Linked DNA regions of Homo sapiens: region 1 is linked to region 2. A link is a loop called in an ENCODE intact Hi-C map of the cell type or tissue named here. Cell type or tissue: B cell. All regions are shown on one strand. Each heading gives the region's core, and the rest is flanking DNA. Links, peaks and the distances in the headings are about the cores only. Region 1 overlaps GNA12 (G protein subunit alpha 12). Region 2 overlaps GNA12 (G protein subunit alpha 12).

The links. Hi-C counts contacts between places; a loop is a spot of excess contacts. Peaks named below come from ENCODE experiments on the same cell type or tissue, not always from the same donor. Only the 100,000 strongest peaks of a DNase experiment are listed, where the experiment ranks them.
Region 1: it touches region 2 in a loop (3-fold over the local background); 16 of 110 quality-filtered maps call a loop at or near these places.

What each region holds. Positions count from the first base shown.
Region 1 is chr7:2,812,902-2,824,708 of GRCh38, forward strand. The region is part of intron 1 of GNA12 (G protein subunit alpha 12); the gene reads right to left. Among named protein-coding and RNA genes, the nearest start is that of GNA12, 26 kb to the right of the region's middle. RefSeq lists a silencer at 739-941 and enhancers at 8,106-8,795, 8,796-9,485, 11,560-11,807. In B cell, for the core only: no CTCF peak of the experiment used is centred there; DNase peaks (open chromatin) are centred at 8,570 and 9,380; H3K4me3 peaks cover 1,567 bases; H3K27ac peaks cover 1,297 bases.
Region 2 is chr7:2,764,098-2,780,225 of GRCh38, forward strand. All of the region lies in intron 2 of GNA12 (G protein subunit alpha 12), which reads right to left. It also overlaps a transcript of AMZ1 not described here. Among named protein-coding and RNA genes, the nearest start is that of GNA12, 72 kb to the right of the region's middle. RefSeq lists a silencer at 7,349-7,493 and an enhancer at 8,830-8,879. In B cell, for the core only: no CTCF peak of the experiment used is centred there; DNase peaks (open chromatin) are centred at 7,269, 9,024 and 9,597; H3K27ac peaks cover 1,705 bases.

The DNA.
Region 1 (11,807 bases), core at 3,808-11,807, 48 kb after region 2:
TAAAATCAAAAGAATCCAGTGACCTTTACTTTTCAAACTTTAAAAAAAATTTTATGTTTAGAGACAGAGTCTCGCTCTGTCGCCCAGGCTGCTGTGCTGTGGTGCAATCATGGCTCATTGCAGCCTCAAACTCCCAGGCTCAGTCTCCTGAGTAGCTGGGAATTACCGGCATTCACCACCATACCCAGCTAATTTTATTTGTAGACACACAGTCTTGCTATGCTGCCCAGGCTGGTCTTGAACTCCTGGCCTCAAGTGATCCTCCTGCCTGGTATCCAGCAACCTTTAAAAGGTAATTGTTTCCCCTTCTATAACAAGAGGTTACAGTTTATATTTTCAAGCTCTAAGATGAAACAAAGTTTCAAACTATAAATATTTATGAGCTTTGAGGAAACCGGCTTTCTCCACAGTCATGTTTTCATTTAAATTATTTTAAAAAATAGATGACTCCATGCCCATAGTACCAATTTCACTGGTTATTAAGGGGCATCCAGGGGAGAGTCTCCTCCTACCTCCCCTTCCCCAGAGGGAACAGAAGTTCCCAGTCAGTGTAGCTTGCGTAAGGGGACATCACTGAGTGATGCCAGCACAGCGCTCCTTGCAGGAAGCCACCACAATATCTGCTATACCTCCAGAGGGAGAGGCTGGGGACATTCCGGGAGAGCTCTCAGGTGGGGAAAAAAAAACAAACAAACATGCTGGATGGTGAGCAAACCAATCTGTGAAGGAAATGAAAATGGAAATGGAGGCAATCGCCCCATGTGAGCTGTCAGAGTGCAGCTGGAGGAGCAGGAAACAGCGTATTCGTTAGGAGATCTGGGAATCTGGGGCCACGCCTAAGTCTGCCCATCTGCAAAGACCCCTTGTCCAGAAGGTGTGGACCACGGAGATTGTGATGTTAATTTCACTGAACTGGGCCACAGGGTGCCTGATGCAACACCGTTCCTGGGCGTGTCTGTGAGGGTGCTCGAGATGACATTAGGATTAGGACAGTGGGTTCAGGAAGGTGGACTGCCCTCCCCAAGTGGCTGGGCACCTTCCAATCCCTCAAGACCCTGAATAGATCAGACGGCAGAGGGAGGAGGAGTTCACCCCTCATTTCCTGCCTCGCCGCCGGAGCTTGGACATCTCATCCTCTCTTGCCCTGGGACTGGATGTCCACCATCGGCTGCCCAGGTTCTCAGGCCTTCGGACATGAGCTGAGTTTGAATCACGCCTCGGGCTTCCCTGGGTCTCTAGCTTGCCACACAGAACATGGGACTTCTCAGCTCCCAGAATCACGTGAGTGAAATTCTCCATCATAAATCTCCTTTTATACATCTATGTATCCTGTTGGCTGTGCTTCTTTGGAGAATCCTGACTGAGATCAGGGAGATCTGTGGCCGAGGAGTTGAACGGAGTGAGACTCACCCTGGACCCAGGGTGTGCAATGAGTAGGTGCTCAAAACGGCAGCACTTTCGGTTTCCATCTGGTGTGCTTCCCGAACCCTGCAAGTCAACATTTAAGAATTCCTATAATCTGAATTAAAGACAATTAGAGACATCAGAATAAAGCCCTGCTCAAGCTTCTCCAAGCTCACAAATAAAATCAAAGACACAAACCAAGACTTTGAGGAAATTTCTTCTGCACCCATGAAGTCTTTACTGGGAAGGCCTTCTCAGTGCGGCCTTACTGGACCATCCTATTTAAAGCCGCAACTCCCACCAAAAAATTCCTTATTTCCTTTTCCTGCCTTTTTTTTTTTTTTTTCGTGGCATAGAATCTCAGAGCTGGAAGGAGCTCTAAAAGGCTGGACCAGTCACCGTCCAGATGTGAACTCCTTGCATATAACGGCCTTCCACAGAAGTTTATCAGCCTGTCCAACACACATCCTAGAAAGGGTTCCCTGACCTGCCCCGCACTGCTCCCAAGCACCCTTCCTGTGCTCCCGACAGCACCGGGTGTGCACTGCTCCCCTCCACAGCACTCACTCACACGACTGCCAGGCATCCTTGCTAGGCACGGCCTGGGAAACATTCTCCGTTTCATTTCAAATGCCTACAATACAGTAGGCGCTCTGCACTCGGCATGGCTGACAAGGACGTCACTGTATCCAGGTCTAATCTCGCCCCTTCCACCCAATCCAGTCCCCTGTCAAAGCCACCAAGCGCCGCCACTGTGGCAGGCTCCGAGGACACAACAGAGAACCAGACAGACAAGGCCTTGCCCGCATGAGGCTTCCAAGCTCACTGGAGAAGGAGCAATACAAAAAGCAAGTGGACAGGAACATCGGCGAGGTGCCTGCGGTCCGGCACTGTGAGTGTGCTCTCAAGGAGGAAGCCAGTCAGCGGACCTACAGTCAAGGAGGCTGCTTAAATGAGGGCTGTTGGGGAAGGCGGCTCAGGAGGAGGCATTTACAAGACCTTAAGGAGGGGCCGGCTGCGCAGCAGGGGCAGGAGGAGCTTTCCTGGTGGAAGGAATCTCACGCACGAAGACCCTGAGCTTCGCATTTTTGAAACACTAAAGAAAACATGAGGGAGGCTGGAGCGTGTAGGAGAGATGACTCAGCGCAGGTTGGAGTGCAGGGCTATATTGGCGGCCCAGGCTCCACACTGCAGGCAGCCATATGCCTCTGCCAACCACCCCAGGGCCAAGCACTGGACAACCAGGGACCACCCTGATAGCACAGAGGCTGGGGAAATTACTCAAACCAGCCAATCCTAAACCGCGGATGCTGCCTTGCCCATTTCTTTTCAGAAACCACAATCGAGGCTCTTGCCCACAAGTACCCCTCCGCCTCCTGACCCAGCGTGGTGCTCCCTGGAGCCTGGTGCTCCCCGTGTGGCCCCGTGTGCTGTGCCTCCTGTTTCTACAAATCTGTGAGCACAAGCTCCTTCCTCACAACAGTCCCGTCTGTGTCTTAGCACACCTGATGACGTCCAATCCCAGAGACATTTCCCATCACTCCTCTGCTCCTCTCCATCTACACAAACACTGAATTTTTCATTCATCTGAAAATAAGGGAGATAGTTTTTGAGTTCATTTAATAGCCTTGCTGAGACTTTCCATGAGAAGCAATGGTTGACAGCCCCTGGCAAAGCTGGGCCTGCGTGGAACTGACCCAGCAACTCTGCGTCTAAGTACACATCCCGGAGAGACCCTGGCCGCCGCGCACGGAGGCGTGGACACGGACACACAGTGCAGCACTGTTGGTCGCAGGGAAAACGGTAAACAACCTGAATACGCATTCACAGGGAACGGATCAGCAATTATGGTAAGTAATGTGACGGTGGAAAGAAGTAAACCAGATCTTCACGCACCCCCATGGACAGCACGCACATGTGCTGCTCACCAAATCCTTTTTTTTTGAGATAGTCTTGATCTCGCCGCCCAGGCTGGAGTGCAATGGCACGGTCTTGGCTCACTGCGACCACCACCTCCCTAGTTCAAGCGATTCTTCTGCCTCAGCCTCCCAAGTAGCTGGGATTACAGGTGCCTGCCACTATGCCCAGCTAATTTTTGTATTTTTTAGTAGAGATGGGTTTCACCATGTTGACCAGGCTGGTCTCAAACTCCTGACCTCAGGTGATCCACCTGTCTTGGCCTCCCAAAGTGCTGGGATTACAGGCGTGAGCCACTGCTCCCAGCCTAGCAAATCCATTTTTTAAATGATATATTCAAAATAATGCCATTTCCATAAATTCTTAAAAACAAGTAATATACATATTGATTATGGACTCAAAACATGTACAGAACACAAATTGAATAATTATCCAGCTCATGCCAGGGTTTCCTCGGTGGGAAGGGCAGTAGCAGCAGTGACAGTGAGAATGATATTGAAGCTAACATTCACTGAACACCTACTCTGTCCAGGCACAGGTCTAGCACACATTAACTCATTCAATTCTTAAGAGCGGCCAGGAGACATCCATGATTACTGTCCCCATTTCACAGATGAGAAAACTCAGGCTAGAGAAATGATCAGGAATGTGCAATGCACTCCGGTGACTTCTTACCGCCTCCTCTGCTCCCATCAAGTCAGTCTGGGTCTCTGCTGCTCTTCACTGATGCCCCTGCTCTCATTCTTGCCCACTTCCACCTCCTACCCCTGGAGGAGGTCTACACTCCCCACTTAACAAACAATGACCCTTTTAAAAACACAGTTGGGTCAGTTCAACTCTCTACTTAAACTTTCCAATGGCTTCCCATCATACTCCACTTTATTTTTATTTATTTATTTTTGAGACAGAGTCTCGCTCTATTGCCCAGGCTGTAGCGCAATGGCGCGACCTCGGCTCACCGCAACCTCCACCTCCAGGGTTCAAGCGATTCTCCTGTCTCAGCCTCCTGATAGCTGAAATTACAGGCACGCGCCACCATGCCCAGCTCATTTTTTGTATTTTTAGTAGAAACGGGGTTTCACCACATTGGCCAGGCTGGTCTCGAACTCCTGACTTCAGGTGATTCCTCCCACCCCTGCCTCGGCCTCCCAAAGTGCTGGGATTACAGGCATGAGCCACCACACCCGGCCCATACTCCACTTTAAATGAGAATCCTTACACAGCCTGCAAGACTGTATATCCTCCCTTACCCCAGCCACCCCATGTCCACCTGCTCTCTCGCCCTCACTCACTCTGCTCTGCCCACACCAGCCCCTCAGCTCTCTCTGTGGAGACATTATATATTTCTTCACTTACTCATTATTTGTCCCTAACCTGCCCATTACGCAGACAACATGGACTCTGACTTTTGGCCACTGCTGTTATTCCCAATGCTGAAAACAGCCCCTGGCACTCAGATGTTTGTGGAACAAATGAATGAATGCAGCTGATCCAAGGTCACTCAGGATTCTGGTCTAAGCAGTTTGGTTCCAGTATTAGGACTGGGGAGGAGAACGGAACATAGAAGAAACATCTAAAGTTATGACAAATGTTGTCATCTATTAATTGTGAATAAGGAATTCTTTGTTAATTATCATCTCCTCCTTCCATTCCTCCTTCCCTCCCTTTAGTTTTATTTTTAAGTCTCCATAAGTACACTACACATGAATTATTAGTTCCAAATGTATTAGAACACCTGCTTTCATAGTTAGGAAACTAAACAAAAAAAGAAGAAAAAGTACTAGCACACTGTAAGATTGCTCTTAATGTTTCAAGTGGGACTGTAGTTCACTATAACGTATTAAAATTAATTCAATGAACACGGAATGACTCCCTACACAGCTAACAGGCATGTCAGGGTTTTGTAGGTTCTGGGGGGAGTCATCATTAAGAACATCAATTATTTACATAATAGTGTAATTCTGCCATTAAAAAACTGGCCATCTGACATAGAACAAAGTTTGTTTACCACATCAGTACTGACATCTGGGGGCTGGGGAATTCTGTTTTGGAGCGCCTCACACACTGCAGGACAGTCAGCAGCATCTCCAACCATCAGATGCCGGCGGCACCCATCAGTGTCACAACCAAACACGCCTGCAGACGCTGCCAAATGTCCCCCTGGGGAGCATAGTCTCTCCAACGGAGAACCACTGATTAGAGGCTAGACAAACTACAGCTTGTAATAAAGAAAATACAACTTATAATAAAGAACAGGAAGCCTGGTGCGGTGGCTCATGCCTGTAATCCCAGCACTTTGGGAGGCCAAGGCACACAGATTGCCTGAGGTCAGGAGTTCGAGACCAGCCTGGGCAACATGGTGAAACCCCGACTCTAATAAAAATACAAACAATATTTGGGCATGGTGGCGTAGCCCTGTAGTCCCAGCTCCTCAAGTGGCTGAGGCATGAGAATTGCCTGAGCCCAGGAGGTGGAGGTTGCAGTGAGCCGAGATCGCGCCACTACACTCCAGCGTGGGTGACAGAGACCCTAACTTGAAAAAAAAAAAAAAAAGCAAAGGACAAACGAACAAGGGAGGGAGGCGACTCAAAGTGGCCTCTCCCACAGGTTTCGCTTGCCGTTTTCACTTACTCTCTCTGACCAGCCTCACAACCCTTTCATGGTCCCCTGTAACTAGAAGGCTGTAAGGCAGGCCACAAGCCCGTGGCACGGGCAGAATTCTAAAGATGGCCGGGGGTATTCATCAATTGGGAACCTAGGTGAAAGGTCTTTGCAGAGGTAATTAAGGCTACCAATCAGCTGAGCTTAAAATAGGGCGATTATTCTGGATTACCCTGCGAGCCTGATGGAGTCACCAGTCCTTACAAGCAGATGTGGAAGGTGGAAAAGTCTGGCAGGTTCCTTGTGAGCCGCTCGCTGCTGGTTCTGAGTTGCAGGGGCTGCAAGCAAGACTGGAGGGAGGCCTCCAGGAGCCGAGGGAGGTCAGAAAAGAAACCGGACCTCAGTCCTACAGCTGCAAGGACCTGAACCCTTGCCACAACCTGAATGAACTTGGATGCCGATGCATTCCCAGAGCCTCCAAAAAGGAACACAGTCCGGCTGGAACCTTCCTGTTAGTCTCATGACACTCAGGGCAACCAACTGAGCCACACTGTGCCCAGACCTCTGACCCAAGCAACTAGGAGCTAACAAATAAATGTTTTAAGTCCCGAAGCCTGTGGTAATTTGTTACAGTGGCAACAGAAAACCAAAACAGCTGTGGAGGTGTATGTGACTCATTACTGAAAGGTGAGTTTATAAGTGAGAAACACAATAACCAAAAGCAGTCCCCTTAAGAAATTCCCTAGTCTGCATAAAAGACAAATAATCCAAATTAAAAAAATGGGCAAAGGATCTGTATAGCCATATCTCCAAAGAAGATACGCAAATGGCCCATAAGCACATGAAAAGATGCTATACCTCATTCACCATCGAGGAAAGGCAAACCGAAAACGGGATGGCTGGAATTCAAAGGACAGATAAACACAAGCACGGTTAGACCCCAAAGACGTTATATTGGTGGGAACAGAAATGTTGCGGCCAATTCAGAAACACTCGGGTAGCTCGTCAAAATGTTAAACATAAAGCAACCATTTGACTCAGCAATTCCACTCCTAGGAATACACCCAAGAGAAAACATGTTCACACCAAAACCCGCACATGGATGTTTATAGCAACATCATTCATAACACACAAAAGATGGAAAGAACCTAGATGCCACTGACTGAGGCACGGATAAACAAAACGGGGCGTAGCAAAAGGGAATGCTATTCGGCCGCTTAGAGGGATGACGATGCCACGCTACAGCATGGATGAACTTTGAAGAAACGATGCTAAGAAGTCCGTCGCAGAAGACAACATACTGTATGATTCCATTTACATAAAATGTTCAGAAAAGGCAAATCAACAGCGTCGAGAGAAATCCACGGTGTCGAAAGTGGGCTGGTGGCCGCCCGGGGCTGGGGCTGGGGCAGGAGGAAAATGTGCAGTGGCTGCAGGGTTTCTTTCTGGGGTGATGAAAATGTTTTAAAAATTGACTGTGGTGATGGCTGCACAGCTCTGTAAATAGACTGAAGTCCACTGAATTGTAGGCTTTAAATGAGGGCATGGTATGATATGTGAGTTATAGCTCAATAAAGCTTTTTTTTTTTTTTTTTTAAGCTGAGGCCAGGCATGGTGGCTCATGCCTGTAATCCCAGCACTTTGGGAGGCTGAGGTGAGAGGATCGCTTGAAACTAGCCCAGGAGACATGCAAAACCTATCGCTACAAAAAAATAAAAAATAAAATTAAAAAAGCTAAAAAATTGAAAAAGAAAGTCCCAAGCGCTGTAAAGCACAGAGCACGGAAGTGACACACAGTGTGGCAGCTGCTTGTTGTCCAGACCTGCCCCACCGGCCAGTCACCAGCTCCTGACTCACTGACCACCCTGGCCTCTGCCCTGTAATCTTCCAAAGAGGAAACTCCAACTGTGTCTTTTAAAACTTTTTACTTTAGAGACAGGATCTCACTCTGTCACCCAGGCTGGAATGCAGTGGTGCAATCACAGCTCTCTGCAGCTTTCAAGCTCCTGGACTCAAGCCATCCTCTTGCCTCAGACTCCCATGTAGCTGGGATTACAGGCATGCACCACCATGGCCAGCTAATTTCTAAAAATTTCTGATAGAGATGGGATCTCACTATGTTGCTCAGGCTGGTCTTGAACTGCTGACTTCAAGAAACCTCCTGCCTTGGACTCCCAAAGTGCCAGGATTACAGGCGTGAGCCACCGCGCCCGGCCTACATCCATGTTTTCATCAACATGGACAAAACTCCACAGGAATCACTCCCATTTCACAAAAATGTTGTCTAGGTGAAAGATGCCAATCAATTATTCTCTGGTTAATGTTCTGCTTATTCTTGGCTTAAGAATTTTTGTGATGACGCTTAGATTACAGATGTTCTGCAAGACAGGCTGAGAAACAGAATCATTCCAATCACTCCTGCTGTATCCTGAGGGGAGACTCTCCGCCTGTTCAACACAGGGACACGCTGCCTCCCGTGGCAAGGTGACTGTCTTGCTGCTGACTCGGGCAAAAAGACCATGAGAATGAATTCACCAACCAGGGTTCCCTTCCCTCGTAAATACTGTGAGAAAATGGATGTCAGTCTCCAGCTGACCGCAGAGAAATCACGGCCAGGTGTTGGCACTTACAGAGAAGAATGAATACAGAACTGCTTTAATCATCCACTCAGGAAACTCCCCAATTGTATCAATGACTCTATATAAGGAAGCGAGGCTTGCAACTCCAAACGAACTCACTGGGTGGCCCCAAGCAAAACAATTCACCCCAAACGGTGTGCCCTATGGACAAGAGAAACTCCTGCAGTTATTCTATTTTCTCAGCTCCCTGCTCCTCGTTTTCCTCCACCTTAGCAAGACAGTGATGAACAATGCTAGGTAAGCTCTTTCCCTTCCTGTGGCAAGTCTAGTAGCAAAGGGCTAGTTGCCAGGAAACATGAGGTTACACCATATTCCTGCTTAGTGGAATCCTGACCTTCATGTTACTAAAACATGAAAAATACTTTGTTTACAAGATCATCAATATTAAAATTTGGCTTTCAAGTTCCCTAAGACCTTTTTCCTGTATTTATTACAAGAATTTATTTATGCATCCAACAAATACTCAAATGCCTACTATGTGCTGCCATGGTGCCAGGCCCTAGGGACACAGGGGAATCAGACCAGGCCCTCGCATGCCCGCCCAGGCTGACATTCCAGGATGTGATGACTAGAACTATGTAAAATGTGATATACACATCAACAAGGGTGATTCAGATTACCACCAACATTTCTTAACAAACCTAGCTAAAAAACGTTAGAATGTGCTTAGCCTTCCCATTCTCTTTTAACTTTTTATCTAAACCTACAAATTCTGAAGCTTCTGTGGGAAGCTATGCCTCCTCCGAGATGTTGTTCTTCGTACGTTTTCAACCATACAGCGGCAGCGACTGGAGTGGTTGTTTTGCATGTCAGGCTTCACTGGGCAATTTCTTCAGAATTCAGAGATCTACCTACTGGAACTAGCATCTGTAGACAGTCCAGTAACTAAGAGTGGTAGTTCTGAGTTAGGTGGGCCTGAGACCTGGCACACTCTTAACCTCCCCAATCTAAGACATATCTTATGGAAGTCCCCTTCTCAAACCCTGATAAAGATTGAAGGGCCAAGCGTGGTGGCTCTCGCCTGTAATCCCAGCACTTTGGGAGGCCAAGGTGGGAGGGCTGCTTGAGCCCAAGAGCGTGAGATCAGCCTCAATCAACAAAAAGAAAAAGGACTGCAAGCCCAGGGCAGGAGGACTGCTTGAGCCCAGGAGTTTGAGACCAGGCTGGGCAACATAGTGAGTCCTTGTTTCTACAGAAAAATTAGCCAGGCGTGGTGGTGCGTGCCTGTGGTCCCAGCTACACAGGAGGCTGAACTGAGAGGATCACTTGAGTCCAGAAAGTAAAGGCTGCAGCGAGCTATGATCGCCCCACTGCACTCCAGCCTGGGCGACAGAGTAAGACTCCGTTTCCAAAAGAAAAGAAAGATTTAAAGACAATGACTTGGAAAGGAGTTGAAGGAGATAAACACTCAACCCCCTCAGTCCCTAAGAGAGTCTGCTCAGCCCCCTCCTAGATGTGATAAAAAGGTGCTCCCTAGATTCACTATCAGTCCTCTGCCCATTCCCTGGCCTCCCATTACTGGAATTCAACATGGTTTAGGAGATTAAAGACACTGAGTCTTTCAGGGACATTACAGTTACCAACCACTCTGATGGCCTTGAAGAAAGTAACTTTAATTCTCAGTAACTATTTGTATATTATTTGTAACTAAAAACGTGGGGTCCGAGGCATCATCTATGGCAGGCTTTGTTGGAGGGCCTTTTCCAGGCTTCCTGGTGTAGTCCAGAGACGGCCCCATACCCTGAAGAACCCTTCTGTCTGCTTCATCCAGCATACACACAAACCCAAGGGACCCCGCCTTCCCCAGCTCTACAGAGACAAGAGGGAACTATTTATATAAAAAGGCTACTTATCTGACTGAAGGCTGATAGCAGTAAGGGCAAAAGCGTGTTCTGACACTCCAACTTCAACCGCAGCCCCAATTCAGGACTTTGACGGCATATGCAGGAGGAGTGCTTGGGGAAGGTAACAGGAACAGAGGGCATAAGGAAGAACAAATGAGAACCTTCAAGAATTAGACAATCATTCTTTGGTCTTTCAAGCATGCTAATAATAACCCTCTGCAGATTTAGAAAAATAAAACTGTTCGGGAAGAGGCCAGTCGTTGCTTAAAAGAATTAGAACAATTCGTTCAATAAGCACTTAGGAAGTGTCTGTTACAAGCTGGAATACAGGAAAAATAAAAATGCAATACTCAATGTCAAAGGATCTTTCATTCTAGTTGGCTAGGCAAGCTAAAAAAAAAATTAAAAATTAAAAAAGCATGTTGCAGACATAATAAAGCACAAACTACCTACTAATATCTATAAAACCCAATGCAAATGAGTAAACTTCATAGAATAAAGATCATGCAGTAAAATTACTTAGAGAAAGAAGCAATGTCTTTTCTAAGACTCTTTTTCCCATGAAAATAATGCGCATTCTAGAAAACAGAGATAAGGGCAATAAAAATAAATCCCCTTTAATTAGAGAGAAACGCTCATTACATGTTAGTGTCATTACCATATGCCACCACCATTCTTTTTGCTCACATTCAAAACATGGTTCCTAAAAGATAGTTGACTCCTTTTCCAGTTGAACAGATCACACCCATGTCTGCCTGTCTCAAAAATGGTATTTTCAACATCAACACTTTCACAACATTTCTAGGATCTGACCGCTTCCCAGCATCTCCACTCCTAACACGCTGGTCCCACAGATCAGGATGACAGCCTCTCACTGCCCCCACGTCCACCTGGTCTCCCTCAGTGAGGGTGGCCAGGGCAACCCCGTGAATGTCCAAGTCAGATCCTGCCACTCCTCTGCAGAAATCCTCAGGGACAAAGAGCCCCTCACACACAGAGTTAAGGCCCGCGTCTTCCCAGTGGCCTGCACCCGCCTCTGCCCATCCAGGGGTCTCCTCCCTCACTACACAGCCATCACACTGGCTCCTCTGGGTCTGCGGAGGCCTCTGCACTTGGGGTGCTCTCCCCATCACCTCTGCAGGCGGCTCCCTGCCACCCCTGACATGGACACGCTCTCGCCCTGCTTTCTCCTGCCCCCAGCACTTGTTGCTTTCTAACATTTCATAAGACGTGCCTGTTTACCCTGTGGATCGTCTGTTTCCCACACTAGAATGTAAGCTCTACATGGCAAGCATTTGTTTCCAATGATGTATCCCGGGCACTTGATATACAGAAGGTGCTCGATAAATATCAGCTGATTCACCGACTTATTAAAAGCTGTGTAGTGCCCATCACACACCAC
Region 2 (16,128 bases), core at 4,887-12,886:
TCTCACTCTGTTGCCCAGGTTAGGGGGCCGTGGTGCAATCATGGCTCACTGCAGCCTCAAACTGAAGTGGGCTCAAGTGATCCTCCTGCCTCAGCCTCCTGAGTAGCTGGGACCACGGGCACGTGCCACCTATCCCCAGCTAATTTCTTTTTTTTTTTTTTTTTTAATAAAGATGGGATCTCACTATGTTGCCCAGGCAGGTCTCAAACTCCTAGGCTGGAGTGATCCTCCCATCTCAGCCTCCCAAAGTGCCAGGATTCCAGGCGTGTGCTCCCGCATCCAGGCAGTCTGGTTTATTATTCACACAGAAGTACATCTGATATTGCTGACCAGAGGAGAGTTGAGATTCCGTATGAAGTCTATTTGTTCAATTACCTGAATCCTCTGAGACGCCCCAGTTGCCCAGTATTCACAGTGGTTGTGGTCGGGCTCAGCGTTTACTTCACAATCCAGACTCCTGGGCTTTGTCTCTGACATGTGAATGAATGATCTCCTCTGCCATGGCTTAGGGAGCCAGGGCCTGTCAGCTGGTCTCATCAGAGCTGAGGCTGCCCTCGAGGTGGGGTTCTGTCTGAATGCATCTGAGTTTTGCTTTATTTCTCTGTAAACTGTAGGTGAGCTGGGTGAACCCAGTAGCTTCAGCCACAGCTGGGAACTGAAGCAGCATCTGAAGTCCCTCTCATTCTCCCAGCGTGAGCCGGCGGACCCTGAAGGGAACACTGAGACTGACCACAGCTGGACTTGCGCCGCCTCGTCCTCTTAGTGAATGAGGTCCTCAGAGGCTTAAGCACGCGTTAGTTATCCAAAATGCTTCTGTTCAGGTGAATGCACAAAGCGTTGAGGTAGGTCAACTGCATTTTGTACGGTGGAAAAGTAATAAGCAGTTTGCTTTTTGTATTATAATGAAAATGAAAACCTTTCCTTAAAGGAAAGGAAGCATAATCTCAGAAATCTGAATCCAGGGAATCCCAAATAACCCCCCCAAATTTTAATCCTTGACATTCATAATCACTTGGATTAAAATCTAAGGGAAAAAAAGAATCACAGGCTGACTTTTTTTTTTTTTTTGAGACGGAGTCTCGCTCTGTCGCCCAGGCTGGAGTGTGGTGGCGCAATCTCGGCTCACTGCAAGCTCCGCCTCCCGGGTTCACGCCATTCTCCTGCCTCAGCCTCCCGAGTAGCTGGGACCACAGGCACCCGCCACTGCGCCCGCCTAATTTTTTTGTATTTTTAGTAGAGATGGGGTTTCATTTAGTAGAGATGGTGTTAGCCAGGATGGTCTAGATCTCCTGACCTCGTGATCCGCCCGCCTCGGCCTCCTAAAATGCTGGGATTACAGGCCTGAGCCACCGCGCCCAGCCTACAACAGGAAGACTTTGTTAAATGAATGAGCGCGCAGGGAAGAGCAGGTGCTTTGTGAACTTGAGAGCTTCACTTCCTAATCCTGTGACTCCAACATTCAATTAAAGGTAAAGAAAACCAGCAAGACGAGGTAGGGAGTTCTGTATCCTGTGTTTGTTTTTTTTTTTCTTCTTTTTATTTTTTGCTTTTGAGACAGAGTCTCACTCTGTCACCCAGGCTGGAGTGCGATGGCATGATCTTGGCTCACCACAACCTCCGCCTCCTGGGTTCAAGCGATTCTCCTGTCTTAGCCTCCTGAGTAGCTGGGACTATAGGCGTGTGCCAATACACCCAGCTAATTTTTGTTTTTTAGTAGAGATGGGGATTTCACCATGTTGGCCAGGCTGGTCTCGAACTCCTGACCTCGTGATCCAGGGCCCCCCTCCCCTCCCCCCAAGTTTCCAAAGTGCTGGGATTACAGGCGCGAGCCACTGCGCCCGGCTCCACATCCACTTTTTTAAAAAGTGTAGTAAAAAACATATTGACATAAAATTTACCATCTTAATCATTTTAAAATGCACAGTTCAGTGGTGTTAAGCATATTAACGTTGTTGTGAAACCGATCTCCAAAACTTTTTCATCTTGCAAATGTGAAACTTTGCACTAATTAAACAACTCCCATTTCCCCCCATCTGCCCAGCCCCTGGTAACCAGCATTCTACTTTTTGTTTCTATGCATTTGACTACTTCAGGTTATCACATAAGCAGAATCATACTTCTGCGACTGGCTTATTTCACTTAGCATAATATCCTCAAGGTTCATCTCTGTTGTAGCTAGTATGTTAGCTGCAGTCTTTCCTTTTTAAGGCTGGCTAAAATTCCATTGTGTGTATGTACTACATGCTGTTTACCTGTTCATCCATTGATGAACATTTGGGTTGCTTCCGCCTTTTTTTTTTTTTTTTTGAGACGGAGTCTTGCTCTGTCGCCAGGCTGGAGTGCAGTGGTGCCATCTTGGCTCACTGCAACCTCCGCTTCCCAGGTTCAAGCGATTTTCCTGCCTCAGCCTCCTGAGTAGCTAGGATTACAGGCACCCACCACCATGCCCAGCTAATTTTTGTATTTTAAATAGAGACAGGGTTTCACCATGTTGGCCAGGCTGGTCCTGAACTCCTGACCTCAAGCAATCCACCCACCTCGGTCTCCCAAAGTGCTGGGATTACAGGTGTGAGCCACCGCACCTGGCCAGCTTCCACCTCTTAGGCATTGTGAATAAAGTTGCTATAAACATGGGTGTGCAAATATCTCTGAGACCCTGCTTTCCATTCTTCTGGATAAATACCCCGAGGAGGCACTATTGGATTGCATCTGGGTCTCTTCCTACTATATGGCTGTGCCATTTTACATTCCCACCAACAGTGCACAAGGGTTCCAGTTTCTCCATTCCTCACCAACACTTGTTATTTTGTTTTTCTTCTGATAGTAGCCATTCTAATGGATGTGTGGTAGTATCTCATTGTGATTTTGATTTGCATTTCTCTGACCATCAGGGATACTGAGATACTTTGCATAGGCTAGATGGCCACTTGCTTATCCTCACTGGAGAACTGTCCATTCAAGCCCTTTGCCCATTTTTTAATTGGGTTATTTAACTTTGCTTCTTGTTGAGTTGTAGGAGTCTTCATACATTCTGAATGTTAACTCTTTTCACATATATGATTTGCAAATATTTTTCCCGTTTTATAGGCTGCCTTCTCACTCTGTTGATTGTGTCCCTGTACCCACAAAAATGTTTACATTTGATGTGCTCCCATTGGTCTATGTTTTCTTTTGTTGCCTAGGCTTTTGGTATCATACCCAAGAAATCACTGCTAAATCCAGTATCTTGAAGCTTTCCCTCTATGTTTTCTTCTAGGAGTTTTAGTTTTCGTGATTATGTTTAAGTCTTTAAGCCATTTTGAGTTATTTTTTGTATACAGTATAAGAGTTGTGGTACTTAAAAAAAAATAGCTATGCTGCATTCCACTGAATAAATGTACAATCACTTATGTGACCCTTTCGATAGCCACCTGGGGGCATTTCCAGTGTTTTGCTGCCATCAACAACTGTGACATGAATACCCTTTATAGTACCCTCTCTCACACACAAGAACAACTGTTTCCCTGTCTTCTTATTTAAAATCAACTCTTGGCTGGCGCGTTTCAAGTTTTTTACTTCTTCATTTGTATTGTAACTCCTAACCTTTAAACCCTTAGCACCAGATATATTTTGGAATTCAGAAACTTTCAGATTTTGGAAAGATAACATGGTACATATGCTATGCATTACCAAATCCTCATCGTAAATAAAATCTGAGAATATTTCTACAATAACATAGATTTGTGTGTGTGAACAGTTGTACTAATGGAGACTATATTTTATTTTATTTTAGTTTTTGAGACGGAGTCACTCTGTCACCCGGGCTGGAGTGCAGTGGTACAATCTCGGCTCACTGCAACCTCCGCCTCCTGGGTTCAAGCAATTCTCCTGTCTCAGCCTCTTGTGTAGCTGGGACTACGGGCACATGCCACCATGCCTGGCTAATTTTTTTATTTTTAGTAGAGACAGGGTTTCACCATATTGGTCAGGCTGGTCTCGAACTCCTGACCTCAGGTTATCCACCTGCCTTGGCCTCCCAAAGTGTTGGGATTACAGGCATGAGCTACCGCTTACAGACCTAATGGAGACTATAAATGGCCACGGGTATGTGAGGCCAGGCTTTGCTACTAAACAAGTCCAAATTGAGTTAGATTAGGTTTTGCTGCCAAATAAGTGATCGGAAATGGTTTCTGTTTTCCAAGTTTAAATACAGCAAATGTAGTGACTAAGGAATTGCTAATTCAAACCTGGATCTCTCAGCTTCAAAGTCATGTCACTTCATCCAGTGAAGATCAGTAGCCTTCCTTTTTGAGGTCCTGGCTTAGCAAGCTACGTTTTTCCTAGTATTTCTCTGCTTCAGAGAACTCAGAAAAACACTAACTGCATTCGAGGACTGCGTGAAATGAAATCACATCCTAGAGTCCTGAGACATGCCCTTAAAATCATGGATGTAACACTCAGGAAAACAAAGGTTAGAGTAAAACCTAATGCTAATAAGTTTTCTTTCAAAATGGTTATAATGCAGTTACGTACATTTAGAAAATTAATTCAGTTATAAAATTAGGTAACAGGTGAATATGCTCTCAAGGTAAAAAAAAAACAAAACAAAACAAAAAAAAAAACAGTAAACCTATGGATAAAGGAGAGTTCATTCCCACTCATTCCCACAACTATTAATCACTGTTATCAACTTGGCATACACTTTTCTACCTTTGTTTCTGTATTTAATATGTGTATATTGTATGTGGAGAAATCTACACTTTAATGATTTGTTTGGTTTATATAAATGGGATAAACTACTACACATTGATTGTTTTCCAAGTTGGTTTTTACCCTTACCATGCCTTAGATATATTTCCTTTTCTTTGAGATGGAGTCTCGCTCCGTTGTCCGGGCTGATCTCGGCTCCCTCCACCTCCTGGGTTCAAGCAGTTCTCCTGCCTCAGCCTCCTGAGTAGCTGGGATTACAGGTGTGCACCACCACACCCAGCTAATTTTTGTATTTTTAGTAGAGACAAGGTTTCACCATGGTAGCCAGGCTGGTCTCGAACTCCTAACCTCAAGTGATCCAACCGTCTTGGCCTCCCAAAGTGCTGGGATTACAGGCGTGAGCCACCATGCCCAGCCACCTTAGAGCTGTTTCTGTGTGGACCTTCATTCCTTCTAATAGCCATCTGGTATTCTACTTAAACAGCATCACTGGCAGGTATTTACGTAGTTTTAATTTCTGCTACTACCATCAACATTGCAGAAACCATCCTCATGCACACCACTTCTGGGACATGTATAATTATGTCTGTAAGCTAGGTATCTGTAAATAGAACAGCTAGGTCAAAGAGTATCCATATTAATTTTTTAAAACAGCTCTGGCCGGCTGGGCACGGTGGCTCATGTCTGTAATCCCAGCACTTTGGGAGGCCGAGGTCGGCGGATCACGAGGTCAGGAGATTGAGACCATCCTGGCCAACACGGTGAAACCCCGTCTCTATTAAAAAAAATACAAAAAATTAGCCGGGCGTGGTGGCAGGCGCCTATAGTCCCAGCTACTCAGGAGGCTGAGGCAGGACAATGGCACGAACCCGGGAGGTGGAGCTTGCAGTGAGCCGAGATCGCACCACCGCACTCCAGCCTGGGTGAGAGAGTGAGACTCTGTCTCAGAAAAAACAAAAACAAACAAACAAAAAAAACACAGCTCTGGCCAAATTCTCTCCCAAAAAGGTTGTACCAATTTATATCCTAATGAACAAGGGTTTAAGATACCCACTTCTTTATACCCTTAACACACTGGATATTATCAATTGAATTTTTTTCTGAATTTGATGGGTGAAAAGTGATATGTCATTACATTTTAAGTCTAAGTGTTTTTGTTTTTTTAAATCATGGGGGGGCAAGTACTTTTTCAAAATTGCTTTTATAAAATTAAAGGTTTATAATAGGAAGTTACAATAAAATAGATCATAGTGACATGCAGAGCTAAGATTCAATTCAAGCTATAGACTGGCCTGGTACTGTGAGGAAAATAAAATATATCCTCAACATTATTCAACTGCATAGATAGCAACAAATAAACAAACCTACAATGTATGACTTTACTGAGGTTCACTGCCATAATATACTATAAACAGGATAACCATATGCCCCACTTGCCCTGGAGAGTCCCAATTTGAGTCAATCATCTTGGCAAAATTGTTTAATAGGGTCTTGTTTTATTTATAAACATGTCCCGTTTGGAAATTAAATTAAATGATCACACAATTTTAAATTTAGGCTCAAATTGAGGCTCAATAGCCTCTAGAACCATATCAAGCTCAAAGAGTTCAATTCTGACATAGTTCAGCTAGGCTTGTGACAGGGCAATGCTTGTCCATTGGAGTTGGCATTAGATTAAGTTAGAGTTAGCTAGGCGTGGTGGTGCACACCTGTAGTCTCAGCTACCCAGGAGGCTGAAGTGGGGGAAATCTCTTGAGCCCAGGAGTTTGAGGATGCAGTGAGCTACGATAAGCGTGCCTGTGAAAAGCCACTGAGCTCCAGCCTGGGCCACATAGTGAGACTCCATCTCAACAACAATAACAACAACAAAACAAAACAAAACAACACACAGAAAGAAAGAAAGAAAAAGAACAAACAAAAACAAAGCAACATGGATGCTTCACTGGGCAGCAGAGCTAATGGGATCCTGTGCTTGTTGCTTTGTGTTTCCACGTAGGACGATTACAAATCAGAGTTACTGAAACCGAATGCCCCTTCACTGTATACCATAGGAATACTGGCACTGCCTAAGTGCAAGGCCATCGTGCAAGATTATGGCAATGTTTTAAGATCATCTAAACGTGGACCTGGGGGTACTGCAAGCGCCAGGCTCTGATGACTCCTTGCAGAGCAAATGGACAGGGAACAGACTTAGTAAACCAAATTATTAAAATCAAAGAAAAGGCCAGGCGCCGTGGCTCACACCTGTAATCCCAGCACTTTGGGAGGCTGAGGTGGGTGGATCACTTGAAGTTAGGAGTTCAAGACCAGCCTGACCAACATGGCGAAACCTCGTCTCTACTAAAAATACAAAAATTAGCCAGGTGAGGTGGCAGGCACCTATAATCCCAGCTACTCGGGAGGCCGGGGCAGGAGAATCGCTTGAACCTGGGAGGTGGAGGTTGCCGTGAGCTGACATGTCGCCACTGTACTTCAGCCTGGGCGACAGAGCAAGACTCCCTGCCACTCAAAAAAAACCAAAAAACCAAAAAAACGAAACCGCACATAGTGAACTTGCCCAGTCTGATGACTTCTGACATATGCATACAGCTGTGGGACCATCATAACAGCCAAGATCATGAGCAAACACCCAAACAACTCCCACTGTGGCCTTATCAGCCCTTCCCCTCCCCTGCACTCCCTTCCTGCCCAGGCAACCCGTGGTCGGCATCTATCCCTCCATGTTGGTCTGCATATTCTAGATTCTCATGTAAGTCAGATCTTAGAGGACACTCCCTTCTTTGTGTGGCCTCCTGCACTTGGCACAATTCTTTCCAGATTCGCCCATATGCTGCAGGTTACCAGGTGCTCCCTTTCCTGGCTGAGCAGTATCCCCACAGAAGGGTGCACCCCAGTCTGTTCATCCATCTGCTTGTTGATGGCCACGTTCCCAATGTTCAGCTGCCATAAACATGTGTGTGCAAGTCTTTGTGTGGACAAATATTTTCACTTCTCTTTGGTAAATATCTACATGTGGAAGGGCTAGCTCATGTGATAATTGTATGTTTAACTTTTAAGAAAGTGCCCCGCTTTTCCAAAGCAGGAGTACCATTTCACATTTCTACCAGGGGTGTGTGAGAGCCTGAGTTCCCACCCCCGCCCTCACTGTGCCTTGGGTGGTCGCCTTCCAAAGGGCAGCCTCCTAGGAGAGCATGTGGTGTCTCACCACGGTGTTCAACTGCATGTGTGTCATGACTGATGACGTCGACTGAGCATCTTTTCATGTGTTATTTGCTTCAGGAATCTCTTCTTTGTTCAAATCTTTTGTCCTTTTAAAAAAATTGTTTTCTTGAGTTTTGAGAGTTCTTTACATATTCCGGATAATCTGACAAAGGACTCATATCGAGAATTCCCAAGAAAATGACCAACAACCCAACAGGGCAAAAGATTTGCACAAACCTGTTATAGAAGAGGATATCCCACTGGCCAACAGATGTACAAAAGGTGCCAAACATGCTGGGTGCAGTGGCTCACGCCTGTAATCCCAGCACTTGGGGAGGCAGAGGCAGGCGGATCACGAGGTCAGGAGCTCGAGACCATCCTGGCTAAAATGGTGAAACCCGTCTCTACTAAAAATGCAAAAAATTAGCCGGGCGTGGTGGTGGGCACCTGTAGTCCCAGCTACTTGGGAGGCTGAGGCAGGAGAATGGCGTGAACCCAGGAGGCGGAGCTTGCAGTGAGCCAAGATCGCACCACTGCACTCCAGCCTGGGCAACAGAGTGAGACTCCATCTCAAAAAAAAAAAAAGAAAAAGGTGCCAAACTTATTTAGTCAGGAAAGTTCTTACTTAGAAATGCAAAGTAAAACATCAATTGATACCCACCAGGAGGCTTAAAATCAAGAGGACAATGCCAAGTGTTGGTTAGAACGTGGACTAACTGTCCCACACTGCTGGAGAGACTATAAACCAGTACGGCCAGTTTGGAGAAATAGTTGGCAAACCCAGCAATCCCACTCCTAGGTATATTTCCAAGAGAAATCAGTGCATATATCCATTAAGAGACCTGTCCAAGAATGTTCAAAGCAGCTTTACTCACAGTAGCCAAAAACGAGAAACAAACACCATGTCTGTGAACAGGAGAAGAAATAAATTATGGTGTATTCATTTAATGGAAGGCTATAAAGAAAAAAGAAGAAAATACCAATCCACGTAGCAACACAGATGAATCTCTCAGTCATTAAGCAAAGAAGCCAGCTAAACGATTCCATTTAAACAAACTTCAAAAACAGGCAAAACACTAATCTACAGTGATGGAAGTGAAACTAGCGTGGTCACCAGGAGGAGTGGTATCAATGGGGAAGCAGCGGGAGGGACTTTCTTGGATGCTGAAATGTTCTTTCACGTGGGTGGTGGCTGTGTGAGTAGATACATACGTAAATCTCATTGTGTTGTATACACCTAAGATTTGTGCATTTTGCACACAGAAATTATACTTCAATTAAAACAAATAAACAAGGCTGGGGGCGGTGGCTCACGCCTGTAATCCCAGCACTTTGGGAGGCCGACATGGGTGATCACCTGAGGTTGGGAGTTTGAGACCAGCCTGGCCAACATGGCAAAACCCCTTCTCTACTAAAATACAAAAATTAGCCAGGCGTGGTGGTGGGCATCTGTAATCCCAGCTACTCGGGAGGCTGAGGCAGGAGAATTGCTTGAACCCGGGAGGCAGAGGCTGCAGTGAGCCAAAATCACACCACTGCACTCCAGCCAGGGCGACAGAGTGAGACTCAGTCTCAAAAATAAACAAACAAACAAAACCAGAATGAGATACCTCTACACGGCCACCAGAATGGCTATTTGAAAAAGAGGACAAGCACTGGTGATGAGGTGGAGTAATGGGAACTTGGCCTCTGCTGGTAGAGCACAAATACAAACACTGTGAAAAATCCATGAACACTGAACCCAGGCACACCTGGATGCCCCAGCAAGTCCACCCCTGGACAGCCCTGAGGGAAATGCCTACATCTCTTCACCAAAAGACAGGTTCTTGAATACCTACAGTAACATTTTTGTAATGACGCTGAGCTGGCGTCTACCCGGACGCCCATCACCAGGAGGGCAGGGAACTAAATTGCGGGACATTCACAAAATGGAATTACCATGCAGCAACAAGGAAGAACGTGCCGCAGAATTGGAAGAACCGCACAAAACGAAATGGCGACGAGAAGGAGCCAGTAACACAGGAGTAAATACCGTGTGAGGCCACAGATGAAGCAGCAACGCAGAAATACCCATTCTACAGAACAGCTGGTGTTCACGGTCAGAACTGGTTACTTCTGGAGAGCAGAAGGTGGTGTGAAGATGAAAGGGGTTCTGGGGCACAGGTCATTGTTTCCTGAGCTGGCGGCAGGTCACACAATCTGCTCAGTTTGTGAAAACTGAGTTAATATAGATGCACTTTTATTTCTATACATGTATATGCATATATACACACATGCATGCATATATATGTGTGTATATATATGTAATTCTCCAATAAAAACATTTTTTAAATGAAATAGGGAAAGGTAATAGGTAGTGGTGGGTGCGGTTTTGACTTTAATCAAGATTGTCAGGTAAGATTTCATGAAGATAACATCTGAGTCAAAACCTTGATGAGATAAAGGAGGAAGTGCATTCCAGGCAGAAGGAACAGCAAGCACAAGGGCCCTGATGGCGCTGGGAGGCCCTGAGTGTGCAGGGAGCAGCAGGAAGGCCAGTGCGCCTGCAGCAGTGACAGAGAGGAGGGGAGCAGGAGATGGGCTTGCCGAGGCAAAGGGGGGGTCCAGGTTGCTAATGTGTCGAATGCTTTAATGATATAAGGGTCAAAAAAAGTACAAGGTTTGAGAACCTACAGTCAACACGTGTCACTGAATCTTCATTCCTTTTGCACTTACAGGTTTGTCTTCCTTTTTATATAACTTCTTTCAAAGGTAAATAAAATCAGGCACGTCTAAGAATAAACATAAGTACAAAGCCCAGGGTACTTGTTTTTCCCCCCTTTTAAACACTGTCACATATTTACGCAGCTATCTGTGTTACTGAGCCACCTTCTTACCTGGGGTTGGGTTGACTCATGCACAGTGGTTGGCACAGCAGGCAGTCAAGATATGAGAGTCAATATTAATAATATTCTCAAAAGAGTATGAATTGCACAATTTAATTTACCGACATCCCTTCCCAATTTGGTGGCACCAGACGTGGCTTAAAGAGTTAAACAATTTGGACTTTTCACTATGTGATGAGTTACTTCCCCTCTACTGAGGATGACTAACATCTTTCAAGTTTTTGGATAGACAATACATGCACAGAGTACCAAATTCGTAACAGGGGAGGAGGACGCTAGAGAAACCAGTGTCTCAGCTCCCTAGCTCTCCTTTCTGTAGGCAGCCGCTGCGCCAGCTTCCAGGGTGTTGAGGTTTGATTTGAATAGGCTTAAGATATCCTTTCTCTGGTGCTAGTATGCTGCTTTTAATTTTGCAGCCTCATTTAGGGTTAGATACGGTCATATTAAGTTGATGGGAAGGAGACAGAGCCAGCCTGAATGTCCTGGGTGATGAGGATTGAAGTCATGGGGTCTAAAAAGGTTCTGGAAGACGAAGAGTGGGAACGACAAACCGAGAGGAGGAAAATCATCTGCAAATAAAGCCTCCATTGCTGATCCCTTCTATCTCAGCCACAGCAGCTCAGGAGGAACGTCGTGCCCAGTGTCTCGAAAAGGCCTGGAGCCGAAGCACTCTGCCAGCTCTTTTCATAAACGCAGAAGCAAAACAGAGCTGCCTGGTCTATGGGCATCTGCGAAACTTGGATACTAAACGCCTGTGTCCTACCCAACAGCCTGTTCTAACGTGACGGGCTTTCTTAGGAGAAGATATCTGCCATCAAACTCTGCCTATGAATTAAAGCAGAGGGCCAGGCTCCGAATCACGTCACAAGTGGAAGAGACCTCAGAGGCTCATCAGTGGCTCTCAATACAGGCCAGGCTCAGAATCACCTAAGGAGCCTCCCACAGAGCTGGCAGAGTCCTCCCCTCCCTTCATCCCTCACACTACCTGGACAGGTTACCCAGGGGCACAGGGCCCAGACCCGTACTGTGGAAAAGGTCCGTACAGCTAGGCTTAATGCAGCCATTCTGCCTGCCAGCTGGAGAGACAGAAACTGCCGGTGGCTATGGGGCAGCTCCCCTGGTGGGAAGGCCCTGGACACAGCTGGCAAGTATAGCCCTGGGGGCTAACAATGGGTCTTTTGATTTTTTTTTATGAGACTGGGTTTCACCCTGTCATCCAGGTTAGACCGCTCATTGCAGCCTCAACCTCCTGGGCTTCAGCAATCCTTGCTCAGGCTGGTCTCTAACTCCTAGGCTCAAGTGATCTTCCCATCTCAGCCTCCCAAAGTGCTGGGATTACAGGTGTGAGCCACCGCGCCCAGCCAACAAATGGGTCTTAACCAGAGTGAACACTGACTCTGGACTGGGCTTTGCTTGCCTGGTGGAAGAGGCCAGTGCTCAGAGTGCTATAGAAAGAACAGAACAGAAGACACTGCTCGGATCTGGACACCGACCGTCATTTCCTCAGACCAGGGGACACACTGTACATCCCACGGTGTCCAACAACGGGCAGAGACGCATCCTCCTCGGAGTGAGTCTGACAGAGCAGCGGAACGGGGAGTTAAAACCCTGGCTAAGACAGGGGCGATGAAAGCATGAAGGGCTGGCCCACATTCAACGGCTAAAGGACGTCCCCATTCGATGTTCCTGTTTTGTGGATCAGGGAAAGAGGGGCTGGGAAGGAGGCTGGTGTGACCACACAATTCTTGCCGAGAGAGGAGCAGGCTGGCATAAGGATTACACATTTTTCTTCCTTCCTTGCATCACCTCAGCTTGGCCACCCTGCTCCCACTTGGTGCAGTGATCCTAGGACCAGGTCTTGCAACCCCAGTGCTGGAAGCAGAGCTGGTTCCTAAGCAAGAAACTGTACTGTTTTTAAACCTTACGTCGGGGCCAGGAGAGGTGGCTCATGCCTGTAATCCAGGGACTTTGGGAGGCTGAGGTGGGAGGATCACTTGAACCTGAAAGTTCAAGCCTGCAGTGAGCTGTGACTGTGCAGCTGTGCTTCAGCCTGGGTGACAGAGACTCTGTCTCAATAATAAAATAAGAATAAACCTTACACTGGAATTCCAAGGACCTGATGGGGGTGGGTTGTGCCTTTACCCCATCTGGGAGAACTGGGGTTCACGGTGACTGCAGCTGTACTTCCTGGTGGTAAATACAGCCCCCTAGTCCTGCACCTGTGTAGCCCTACCCTATCTGAATGGGAGTGGACTGAGGGGAGACACTGGCTAGGTTATTGCTGCCTGCAATCCAGACCAGCACAGTGACTGAACCTAATGCTCCTTTCAAACGTGGACGCTTGGGTATAAATGAAGAAAAGGAGGACTAGTAGCAGAGGGTAACGGAATGAATAAATGGGCCATATGATAGAAATCCAATGGTATATTAATACCTCGAAAGCAGCTTCAAAACAAGAGATGATATTGTCTCTTAGTTCAATTATACCAGATGCCTGAAAGGGCGAAGCTATATGTTTGGAAATGGAAAGGAAGACCAAATGTATACTTCACAATATCACAACACTGTTATGAATGGAATGGCTGTGCCTCCCCAAATTCCTATCCCTAATTCCCAGTGGGATGGTATCTGGAGGTGGGGTCTTTGGGAGGTGATTAGGGTTAGAAGAGGTCATAGGTGGGAGCATGACCTGATTAGTGCCCTTATAAGAAGACGGAGAGACATCAGAGCTTCTCTCTCTCTCCACCATGTGAGGAAGCAGCAGGAAGGTGGCTGTCTGCAAGTCAGGAAGAGAGCCCTCACCAGGAACCCCACCGGCCAGCACCTTGATCTTGGGTTCACAGCCTCTGAACTGTGAAAAATATATGTCTGTTTTCAAGCCACACAGTGTGTGGAACTGTTATGGCAGCTCCAGCTAAGACAGAAAACATGATGAAAATACTACTCCTGGGGAATCTGCCCACTCAGATGTGAAAGGCTCATAAATAAACTCAGATTTGTTTCTAAACCTTGAACTCATAAGCAAGGAAATTTTAAAAAGATCAACTAAAACTTGTGAGGTGTCCCTGGTGATCCCAGCAAAGATGTCTTCCAACTTCAGAAGAGGAGGGCCTTTCAATCTCCTATTTACCAAACAGCAAATCACAACTGCACTCACATCACAGGAATGTCTCCGAGGAAATGCTCAAACACGAGCTACACTATGCCGCCTTAGCGGCATAGTCTTTTCCAAAGACTCGCTGGGATACATGTGTCCAGTTGTTAATACTGGTCTGCTAGAAGGTTTAGTGAGAAGAGACTTAAAAAAAAGCATATTTCGCCACAATTTTTTCAAAAAGAGAAAAGAAAAAAGTCATAACAACTTAATAAATCAAGCATTTCATTTGGCTTAAACGCAAAATTCTCACAAAACCTCTCCTAAGAACAGCCAGAATAGGGCAGGCCTTGCTTTTTCACAAGAGCAGGCTGGCTTCTGAGTCTCCGATCACCACTTATGGATTGCATCAGCCCATCTGTGCCACCTCCCTCCTATCTCTTTTGAGAATTTCATCTTTCATTCAAAACCACCCAAGTTAAAGTCTGATTTCTTCCATGACACTCACACCAACAGCTCCCTACTTACATAGAGCTGGAGGCTAAATTGTGATCATCTCTCCACAAGTTGGGTAATACAGGCCCCTACTTCAGGAGTTCAGACCCCTGGCTCTCAGGGAGATGAATGGAAGAAAATCGTTCCTCCTATAGCTCATAGCCCACTGCTGAGCACAAAAGAAATTCAAAATCAGAGAGCCAGGTAGGTAAACAAATACTACTTGCTAAGCATGGTGCTAGATGTTTTCACATCTCTCAGAGTCAGTCTAAAAGGAGGGTATTAATACCGCCTTCCTTGATAGCTAAGGACTGAAGCTTCAATAATATGTAGCGAAAATGGTGAGAGTCCAGGGCTCTTCTCATTCCCTGGGCTTTACTCAGTTCTTGTGGAAGCTGATTAAATTTGTTGAAATCTGGTAAAAGTGGATGGGGAATGGGGTTGATACTACCACCCTTTGAAACTTTCAGATTAAGGGTACGTTATATTTAACCAGAATTATTTCAACTGTAAGCCTTCTTTCAGGAATAATACATAAACTTTATGGGAGGCCGAGGCAAGAAGACTGCTTCACAGTGAGACTATCTCTACAAAAAATAAAATTAAATTAGCTGAGGCTGGGCGTGGTGGCTCCTGCCTGTAATACTAGCATTCTGGGAGGCCAAGGCGGGTGAATCACTTGAGCCCAGGAGTTTGACCCCAGCCTGGGCAACATGGCTGTTTCTCTACAAAAAATTAAAAAGCCTGATGTGGTGGCATGCCTGTAGTCCCCCAGCTACTCAGGAGGCTGACGTGAGGAATGCTTGAGCCCAGGAGGCAGAGGTTGCAGTGAAACAAGATTGCGCCACTATAATCCAGCTTGGGTGACAGAGCCAGACCCTGTCTCATAAATAAATAAATAAGTTGGGTGTGGTGGTGCACACCGGTAGTTCTAGTTACTCGAGAGACTGAAGTGGGAGAATTGCTTGAACCTGCGAGTTCGAGGCTACAGTGAGCTATGATCACGCTACTACACTCCAGCCTGGGAGACAGAGTGAGACTCTCAAAAAAAAAAAATTCCTGTCACAGTAATTTTTATAATTCACTCTAAAATTGTTCTCATGGCCTTTTCTGATTATAAAAACACTTCATTTTTAAAAACTTTTTAACTTTTTTAAGACAGAGTCTTGCTCTGTCACCCAGGTTGGAGTGCAGTGGTGTGATCTTGGCTCACTACAACTTCAGCCTCCGGGGTTCAAGTGATTCTCATGCTGCAGCCTCCTGAGTGGCTGGATTACAGACATGTACCACCACGCCTGGATAATTTTTGTATTTTTAGTAGAGATGGGGTTCTGCTGTGTTGGCCAGGCTAGTCTCAAACTCCTGGCCTCATGTGATCTGCCCACCTCAGCCTCCCAAAGTGGTGGGATTACAGGAGTGAGCCAGCAGGCTTGGCGAATAATACATGTTTTGGCCACAGTTAAAAATAAAAATAATTTAGAAAGTGAATGTTTTCATAAACATATATAAAAATAAGAAAAATAGAACAACTGAGGTAGCTCAGTGGATGTACTTACACCACGTACTAGTTTTTTACACATTTCTGTGTACATATATATATATATATATATATATATATATATATATATATATGCCTGTTTTCCCTTCTAAACAGAAACAGGATATATATTTTGCTACTTACCTCACTTTTTCACTTGATGCGTCAGGGACTTCTTTCCATGTCAACATAGAGAGTTCTCTCTCAGCTTTTCTAACCGCTGGACA